Regions from separate parts of the Homo sapiens genome. Here region 2 is linked to region 1. The links are chromatin contacts, found by Hi-C or POLR2A ChIA-PET in ENCODE. All regions are on one chromosome and are shown on one strand. The core of a region is the stretch at or near the end of the contact, and the rest is flanking DNA. Distances in the headings are between cores, read along the strand shown. Region 1 overlaps TSPOAP1-AS1 (TSPOAP1, SUPT4H1 and RNF43 antisense RNA 1). Region 2 overlaps VMP1 (vacuole membrane protein 1).

Region 1 (4,595 bases), core at 670-3,169:
TCCCGGCACCTCTTCGAGGGGTCCCAGGGTGGGTGAACACAGGAGGCATGGAAGCCCTCACCCCCAAGGAGCCTTTGTTACTAAGGTCAGTGGACCTGCAACCCCAGAGCCCCACCTGCAGGCTGGATGGGGTTCAAGGAAGAAAAAGGGAAACCTGGAGGACCCCCATGCCCCTGCCCCAGTTATGGGCCCTGGATCCCCATCTGCCATGGAGAACTGAAGGGAGGCCATAGGGACAGCAGCGTTGTGCAAGGGGAAAGGCTGAAGCACCAGTGCAGCTTCACCAGGCCACTGACTGTGGGCGAGAGATGTAATGGAAACTCAGTTTTCTCATCTGTGAAAGGGGAATAATATTGCCTCGTGGGATGGCACTGAGGGTCAAATGCAATAATAGAGGTGGCCCATTTTGAACCTGGAAATTGCCATAGGGATGTAATAGATGATTAGTGTAGAGGCACAAGGCCAAAGGCTGCTTCTTAGATTCTTGTTTCCAGGTGCTATAAACGATCCCTTTGCAAGGATATCATGTGGTTCTCAATTTTGGCCCCTGGTGTCTAGAACAAGGTAGGGGGAGGTGCCAAGGCCAGAGGGATTCCTGAATCTTAGTCCCTAAGCAAAAGCAGAAGAGACTGATGCCTGCCTGCCTCCAGCTGATTCCCCAGGGACATACCCCCCTTCATTTCTCCTGCATCTCCTCACCTTCCATGAATCCAGACCATGCCCCACCCCTCCTCCTGAGACCCCGCCCTCCATCTCCCGGCCTCTCTGGGGTGCAGGGCAGAGGAAGTGAGTCTACTCAGCTGACCAGAGAAAGTGCTGCAGCTGCCTGCACAGGGTGGGCCGACTGCTGTCTTGTTCAGTGCCTGTGATAACTCCCTTGCCTCAGGCCTCTCCAGCCCCTGCTGGGACCACTGGCCCAGGAGGAAGTCTGGGCTCTGGCTGCCACCTGCTTCCTCTCAGGAGTTCTTCTCCCTCCCAAGCATGGATTTGCATTTCCCCCTCTGCCTTCTGCTACTCAAGCCCCCAGGGATGAGGTGACAGTTAACCCCCCACTTCCTGCTAGTGGCCCCAGAGCGCTCACTTCCTTCCAGGTATTTTCCGGGATGGGGGAAGGGGTTGAAAGGGTGGTAGTTGCTGGGTTTGGAAAGGGGATGAGGGATCCATTTTGGAGAGAAACTGAGGTCCCCCTACCCTGCTGTCTGAAGCTGCTCCTTCCCTTCCCTCACGCTCACTCTGTAACACAAGAGCTCAGTTTGCAGGAAGAAGAGTGCATAGGCCGGAAGCAGCACACAGGGGCTTTCAAAATGGGCTAGGCCAGCTCTCTCTTAGAGGCCCAGGCCTCTATCCGCCATAGATAGACCCCCAAGGAAAGTTCCTTGGACTTCAAGTTCCCTATCGGGACAACATAATGTCTGCCCTCTACCCGGAAGGCAGAGGGTTGAGAATGGGGGAGTGCCAAGGCATAGAGGGGAAATGTTTTCCATCCTATTTCTCAGAGGATCTGGCATGCTGGTACCAGCAGCACAAGGCAGAGTGTTCTCTGCACTCAGTTCCCGCTTCCTGGGATCTTATGGCAGAGAAACACAGCATCTTTAGACAAGAGGTACTGAGCTAGGCAGTGTAGGACATACAAAGTAGCAGCGACCCGCTCCTGAAGTCAAGCTGACCAGTCTCTGGGGCTCAGTCCTCTCCTCTAAAAAGTGAGGGGCTGGCCTAAGTCATGACTCCCCCAGTCCTAATGTTCTGTGGTCTGCCTTCACTCCTCTGTAGACTCTGCATTTCACCTTCCCACTGGTGAAGGCCTCGAAACCCCAAGACTGAGGCAGGCAGCCATGTGCTCTTCTCCCCAGTCTAAACCTTATTGGTGCAACCTATAGCAATTTTTACCAAGTGTGGCTGTCTGTTCTCCTAGGTCAGACAAGACTGGAAGGGGGACAGCCACACATGAGCAACAGAAGTGACAGCTGACAGGTTGCTATGAATCCAAGAGGTAGAAAAAGAGTCAGTCCCGGAACCATTTCACCACATGATACAAAAATGGAGGTTTACAACAATGACTTTGAACCAAATCAGGTTAAATCACATTCAGAATCTTGTATCCAAATAGCAAGGAAGTATATAACACATTTTTAAAAATTTAAGCTAGGTGTAGTGGCACATGCCTGTAGTCCCAGCTACTTGTGAGGCTGAAGCGGGAGAATCTCTTGAGCCCAGGAATTCAAGGCCAGTCTAGGCAACATAGTGAGACCCTGTCTAAAAAAAAAGAACCACAGAAAAACAAACAAAAAAACAAAAAAAAAACCCAAACCAAACTTTATCTTATAAAAAACGAGAACATAAAGATTAAAATTTTAAAAAAACCTTGGCCAGGCACAGTGGCTCACGCATATAATCCTAGCCTTTTAGGAGGCTGAGGCCGAAGGAACACTTGAGGCCAGGAATTTGAAACCCTGTCTCTACAAAAAATACCAAAAATACCCCCAAAATGAGCTGGGTGGAGTGGTGCGCACCTGTATTGTTAGATACTCTAGGAGCTGAAGTGAGAGGATTGATTGAGCCCAGGAGCTGGAGGCTTCAGTGAGCTACAATCGTGCCACTGCGCTCCTGCCTGGGAAACAGAACAAGACCCTGTCTTTGGAAAAAAAAAAAAAAAAAAAAAGCCCTGGTGCTTGAAGGAAAATGTTTCTGTTTTGATTCAGTTTTGATGTATTTATGTATGATATATGTGGTGGAACACCTATTACCATTACCCAACAATGCTGGAAGGATGAAATTCTTGTCACACCTATCTAGAACTTACCTAGAGATAGGCAACCTTGGATAATGACAATTCCTTACATAGTTTACAACTCTCAAATTGCTTTTGCCTAAATTATTGTATTTGATTTTTTTTTTTTTTTTTTTGAGACAGGGTCTTGCTCTGTTGCCCAGGCTAGAGTGCAGTGGCACAACTGGGACTCACTGCACCCGTGACCTCCTGGGCTCAAGTGATCCTCCTGCCTCAGCCTCCCAAGTAGTTGGGACTACAGGCGTGTGCCACCACGCCCAGCTAATTTTAAAAAAATTTTTAGTAGAGACAGGGCATCGCCCTTTGCACAGGCTGATCTCAAACTTCTGAGCTCAAGCAATCCACCTGCCTCAGCCTCCCAAAATGCTGGGATTACAGGCGTGAGCCACCACACCCAGCCAAAGCAAACTTTTTATTTGAAGTATAACAGTGAACAAATCCTAAGTATATAACAATATATTTCCAGAAAGTGAACTGACCTACATAACTAGCATCAAGATCAAGATAAAAGGCCGGACGCAGTGGCTCATGCCTGTAGTCCCAGCAGTTTGGGAGGCCGAGGTGGGTGGATGGCTTGAGCCCAGGAGTTCGAGACCAGCCTGGGCAGCATGACAAAACCCCGTCTCTACCAAAATATAAAAATTAGCTGGATGTGGTGGTGGATGCCTGTAGACCCCGCTACTTGAGGCACTGAGGTGGGAGGATCAACTGAGCCCAGGAGGTTGAGGCTGCAGTGAGCCATGATCATGCCACTGCACTGCAGTCTGGGTGACAAAGTGAGACCCTGTCTCAAAAAAAAAAAAAAAAAGTGAAAGAAAATAAAAGAAAGAAAGAAAGGGAAGGAAGGGAGAAAGAAAAGAAAGAAAAAGGAAGGAAGGAAGGAAGGAAAGAAAGAAACAAAATATAACCAGCACCTTAGGTGCTTCTCATGCCCTCCTCCACCACCACCTATCACAGCTAACCACGATCCTGCCCTTAACATCATAGTTTTGTCAACTGCACTTCCTAGACAAGAAACTTCATTTTAGAGGTGACTTGGGAAAGTCACAGGGTTGGTGGCTGGTGGAGGCAGCAGGGCCAGGACTCTGCCCTTAGTTAGATACATGTATTTTCATCGCACAAGTCTCAGTGTTCCAGTGGGGTGTGACGGTGCCATCATCAGTCTGCAGATTGAGGGAGGTGAGGAGGAAAAAGAGAGGTTGGGAGGTGTGGGGCACACAGGTCAGCAGGTGCGTAAGAGCTGCTGGAGTGGAATAGAAGATGCAGCCAGGGGTAACTCATGAAGGGCTAGACTGGTTTCCCAATGCTCTGCACAGGAATCCTTGAGTAAATCCCAAGGATCCCCTCCCTGGGCCATTGCCCCACTGCCTCCATCTCTTTGGCTAATTTTAGACTTAGGGACTAGAGTGGTGGGATTAGAGTGGTTGGTGGGCTCAACGTGTAGGGACAATGTGTTGTAATAACTTCACTCAGAAGAAAGCTAATGCCTCACACTGGTTCTGTTGAACACTTATGGAGGGAAAAAAACTTGCTGTGTTTGTGGACAACTATGTCACAAACAGTTAGTAGCCCTAAACTTAGTGTGGACATTATATTTCTTGAGCTGAGGCTCCACTACTTGATTATGGCTAAAACACTTTTAACTCTTTTCTTCCCCACCCCGAGACAGAGTCTTGCTCTGTCACCCTAGCTGGAGTGCAGTGGCACGATCTTGGCTCACTGCAACCTCCGCCTCCCGAGTTCAAGCACTTCTCCTGCCTCAGCCTCCCATGTAGCTGGGATTACAGGCGCCCGCCACCACACCTGG
Region 2 (4,588 bases), core at 1,709-4,208, 1.4 Mb after region 1:
GCGTGTACTAATCCAGTGTGACAGTGTCTGCCTGAATTTATACATTTGGTCCATTTGCAATTAATGTAGTTATCAATATGATTGGGTTTAAGTCTACCCTCAAACTGTTTGTCATATCTAATTTTTCATTCCTTTTTCTTTTTTCTCTGCCTTCTTTTGGACTGAGGATTTTTTTGTTTTGTTTTGTTTTGTTTTGTTTTTTGGTGTTTTTTTTTTTTTTTTTTTTGGTATTGAATTTATTTGCTTGTTTGTTCTACTTCTTTTAAAATTTTTAGTGGTATAGCTAGGTGTAGTGATGCATGCCTGTGGTCCCAGCTACTCGGGAGGCTGAGGTAGAATCTCATGAGCCTGGGCAGTCAAGACTCCACTGAGCTGTGATCACACTACTGCCCTCCAGCCTGGGCAACAGGGTAGGACCCTTTCTCAAAAAAAAAAAAGAAAAAAAAAATTAGTGGTTGTCCTAAGGTTTGCAATATGCTCCATTAACTTACAGGGTGAACAATGAAGTATTGTTTTCTCATTTTGTATAAAATATAACAACCTTATAATAGTGTTCTTCATTTCCTCCTCCCATAATTTATAATTTATGCTTTAGTTGTCATACATTTTACTTCTTGTATATTTTACTTCCTCATATGTCGTAAATCCACAGTACTGTTTTGAAATATATTTTTTTGAAATATATTTTCCCTAGCTCCCAGATTCACAGGTATTTTTTTCTTTGACATTTTAAAGAAGTAATTCTGATGTCCTGTGGTTTGCATTATTTCTGATGAAAAGTCTGACCTATTTTTCCCTGTAGATGTTTTATTTTTATCTACTCTATTGTTTTTAAGACTTTTCCTCTTGTCATTGAATTATAGCAATTTCATTATGACATGATTGTGATGATTTTTAGCAGTTTGATTATGTTTTATTTTCTATTTTCTTTTTTCTTTTTTTGAGATGGCATCTTGCTCTGACGTCAGGCTGGAGTGCAGTGGCGCAATCTCGGCTCACTGCAATCTCCGCCTCCCGGATTCAAGCCATTCCCCTGCCTCAGCCTCCCGAGTAGCTGGGATTACAGGTGCGCACCACCATACCCAGCTAATTTTTGTATTTTTAGTAGGGATGGGGTTTCACCATGTTAGCCAGGATGGTCTCAATCTCCTGACCTCATGATCCACCCACCTTGGCCTCCCAAAGCGCTGGGATTACAGGCGTGAGCCACCATGCCCGGCCTATATGTTTTCTTTTCTTTTCTTTTTTGTGCTGGCATGCAGTGTTGAGATCTCAGCTCACCGCACCCTCTGCCTCCTGGGTTCAAGCGATTCTCCTGCCCCAGCCTCCCCAGTAGCTGGGATTATAGGCACTTGCCACCATGCCCGGCTAATTTTTTGTATTTTTAGTAGAGACAGGTTTCACCATGTTGGCCAGGCTAGTCTCGAACTCCTGACCTCATGATCCACCCACCTTGGCCTCCCAAAGTGCTGGGATTACAGGCGTGAGCCACCGCACCCAGCCCATGTGTTTTATTTTCTTTGTGTCGATCCTGACTGGATTTGTTCAGTTTCTTAAGTCTGTGGATTGATACTTTTCATCAAATCTGGGTCTGTTTCTATTGAGCAATATTTCTTTTGGTTATGAGTTATAATTTGCTGCTTCGCATATCTAGTAATATTATATTGAGTGCTAGTAATTTTTAATTGAATGCTAGATATGTAGTATTAAATTGTTGATTGTATGGATTTTGTCTTCCACTATAGAACATTGATGTGGGGGGAGGGTGAAGGGGACAATTAAGTTACCTGTGGATCAGCTTGATCTTTTTAAGACTTGTTTTAAACCCTGTTAGGGTCAGACTAGAGTAGCTTTCACCTTAGGACCAGAAGGAAAGGTCGTACCTACCCAGGCATGACCTTTCTGGGTTGAATGCTGAGTCTCTCTACTCTAGCTGGTTGATCACAAATGTTTCCCAGGCCTGTGTGAACTCTGGGAATTGGTCAGTTTACAAATCCCCAGTAATTATTCTTTTCCCAGTAGTTCTTGTAGTTCTTTGCCTGGACTTGTGGTCTCACCTTAGCATGCAATGCAGCTTTGTGTGCCAGAGTCTGAAGGGGACCCCTGTGCAGATTTCTAGAGTTCCTTCTCTGTGTAGCTTTCTCTTTTCTGGTATACTGCCTCATAAATTCTGACTGCCTCAGCCTTCTTGAATCCTGAACTCGTGAACCCCAATCTCATTCTCAACTCGGCAGGAGCAACATGCTTTGTTTGGGCTCTTGCTCTTTTGACCATGGAATTTTTGGCAGGCATGGAATGTGTCTACAGACAAGAAGCCAGAGTCAATGTATGGTTTCTTCATTTTTATCCCTTCTCTTAGTAATCAAAGCCCTGTACTGCCTGTAGTACAATGTCTAAAAAGAATTGTCCCATATATTTTGTCCAGTTTTCTAATTGTTTGCTATAGAAATGAAAGTCTAGTATCCGTTACTTCATCCGCCGTGAGACAGAAAACCTTCAGCCATAGACCAGGATCCCTAACCCATGCTCCCACAAGAGTTGGAACCTGCTGCTCAGTAAATATATAAATTTTATATCCTGTGGCAGGTTTTATCCAGTTAGGCTTTTCAATTAATACTATAGCTGTTTGGGTCTTTACCCTCTTGTTTCTTTGTTTAGTATGGTTAAAAATGTGACTCATATTTGCTACATTGTAGTGAGACTTGTAGTTTTTAGAAAATATACTTTAAAAGTAGTTTGAATTATGTGTAACTTTTAAAACTTTTAATCAAAAATTTTTTTATTTGAATTTTTCATATAAACATATTTTTTCATTCAAATCGGTTATATTTAAAAACCATTAAGCTAAAATGTTGAATAGAACTTGTGAGGTTTCCTATCACTTAATATAGTTTAAACTATGAACAAAGGACAAGAAACTGAGTTGTTAATGTTCATTTTGTCTGGGAACCACCACATCTGCCTCAAAGGCTGAGTAATCATGACTTACTAGTGTGGTTATGGAAAATATATGTCAGTTTAGTTGAGTGAATGAACAGACTTCTTTAGAAGAAAGAATTCTCAAATCAGAGACTTGAAAAAACATTCTCAAATCAGATTGTTGAAAATTTCCCTTTTCAGAATAACTAAAAATGAAAACTATAAAGAACTTTTATTTTATTGGATAATGTGTTTAATCTGTTAGGATACATTTTTTATATTTCTGGAATGCAAATATAGCTTTTTCTTTCCTATCTATCCCAGAAATCTCATTATTTTAGCTCCCAGAGCAATTTATTTTTGTTCACTTGAAATTCATTTCTAACTTTAGCTGTAGACTACCTGTAGCCAAAGAGGACAGTAACATGGGGACAGCATGGACAAACTCTTAAATTTTCTTCTTTTTCACTTATTGGCATTCATATGTCTCTTTTGTGTTTTCTAATAGTAAAGGTGGAAGTTACAGCTGATTTCTTCTTTTTTTTTTAATTATGTCTGATAGCTATAATTGTATGAGGAGAAATGTTTCACAAACTATGCAGTTATTCTGAATATCACAAACTTTGGGGTTTTTTTGTAGTATCACAAAATAATTCTTTTTTCCCCCAAGTGTGAAATCTCTTGTGTGCACCTGGCATTTAAAGAAATGATTGTAGATTTCATGGTTAATCATAAGTTTTCAAAAACCTAAGTAGTCAAAGTATTTTCAAAATCTTATATAATTATTTTAATACTTTAATATTTCTGCATTTCCAAGAATTAAAAGTCCCCAAAAAGAGGAACAAAGGCTAAAACTTCACATCGATTTTTTTGATCCAGAAAAAACTAATAATTAACTGATTCAGTTCCAAGGATTTCATTTTTTAGGTATTATTTTAACAGAAAATGCCGATTCTATTTAGAGATAAATATCACATATGTGTGAACAACTTTGTATATTAACATCAAACAAAATTTTATTATCTTGATAGTAGAATGTCTTAGTTTTATTTTTATCACTAGATTTTATGTACTTTGAACCACAGATTCTTTCATCAAGTGATCTTAAAATACTTTCTTATACACAGAGCCCACTTACTTTTCTGTGGGACTGTCTCATTTATGAAAAATCATTGGAGAAATCTTTAATAGAAACCTTCAGATTCAGAAATACTTGCACAATATAATTAGTAATAAAATCTCGTGTATATATATGTAAATAATTTTATTCTACAAATAAAGTATTTATCTTCATAATAGCTGATGGCTGCTAGTTACTGTATGCTAGAGGACATCTATCAACCTATGCTTAAGGGACCCAGGAATTTATATTTTAACCAACTCCCTAGTATGCAGACACCTCATCTTGTGCTTTTAGGAACCATTGTGTAAAACTCATTGATACTGGTTTCACAGTTACATTTTTGCTTTATGATCTCACTGGGAAAGGTTACATGAGGTGGTAGATCACCAGCTGTTTTTAAGTAAGGACGTAAAGTGATATTCTCAAATTGTGCCTAAAAGAACAGTGGCTCAGGAAGTTTTTTTTAATAAAAGGAATTATCTAACAAATGAGAAATATAGATAAATAAAATAAAAGTCAAGCAAGGAATTAGATCAGTGGTTGCCG

The links. A loop is a pair of places that touch in the nucleus more often than their neighbours do. ChIA-PET counts read pairs that join two places held with the same protein, here RNA polymerase II (POLR2A). Pooled maps may share reads with other maps.
Region 2: a loop to region 1 is called in a pooled map, with 5 times the contacts of the local background. The contact joins two enhancer-like sites. A Hi-C loop is called at or near these places in 4 of 50 pooled maps. POLR2A ChIA-PET finds 5 or more read pairs at or near these places in 3 of 52 experiments (activated CD4-positive, alpha-beta T cell and activated naive CD4-positive, alpha-beta T cell).

Annotation. Positions count from the first base shown.
Region 1 is chr17:58,338,357-58,342,951 of GRCh38, forward strand. All of the region lies in intron 3 of TSPOAP1-AS1 (TSPOAP1, SUPT4H1 and RNF43 antisense RNA 1), which reads left to right. Among named protein-coding and RNA genes, the nearest start is that of MIR4736, 4.6 kb to the left of the region's middle. RefSeq lists a silencer at 1-226 and enhancers at 712-771, 902-1,011, 1,452-1,501. Within about 2 kb of position 1,920, at least 4 of the 41 ENCODE cell types and tissues checked have a DNase peak (open chromatin) inside an H3K27ac peak, as active enhancers do.
Region 2 is chr17:59,759,698-59,764,285 of GRCh38, forward strand. All of the region lies in intron 5 of VMP1 (vacuole membrane protein 1), which reads left to right. Among named protein-coding and RNA genes, the nearest start is that of VMP1, 54 kb to the left of the region's middle. Within about 2 kb of position 2,959, at least 7 of the 41 ENCODE cell types and tissues checked have a DNase peak (open chromatin) inside an H3K27ac peak, as active enhancers do.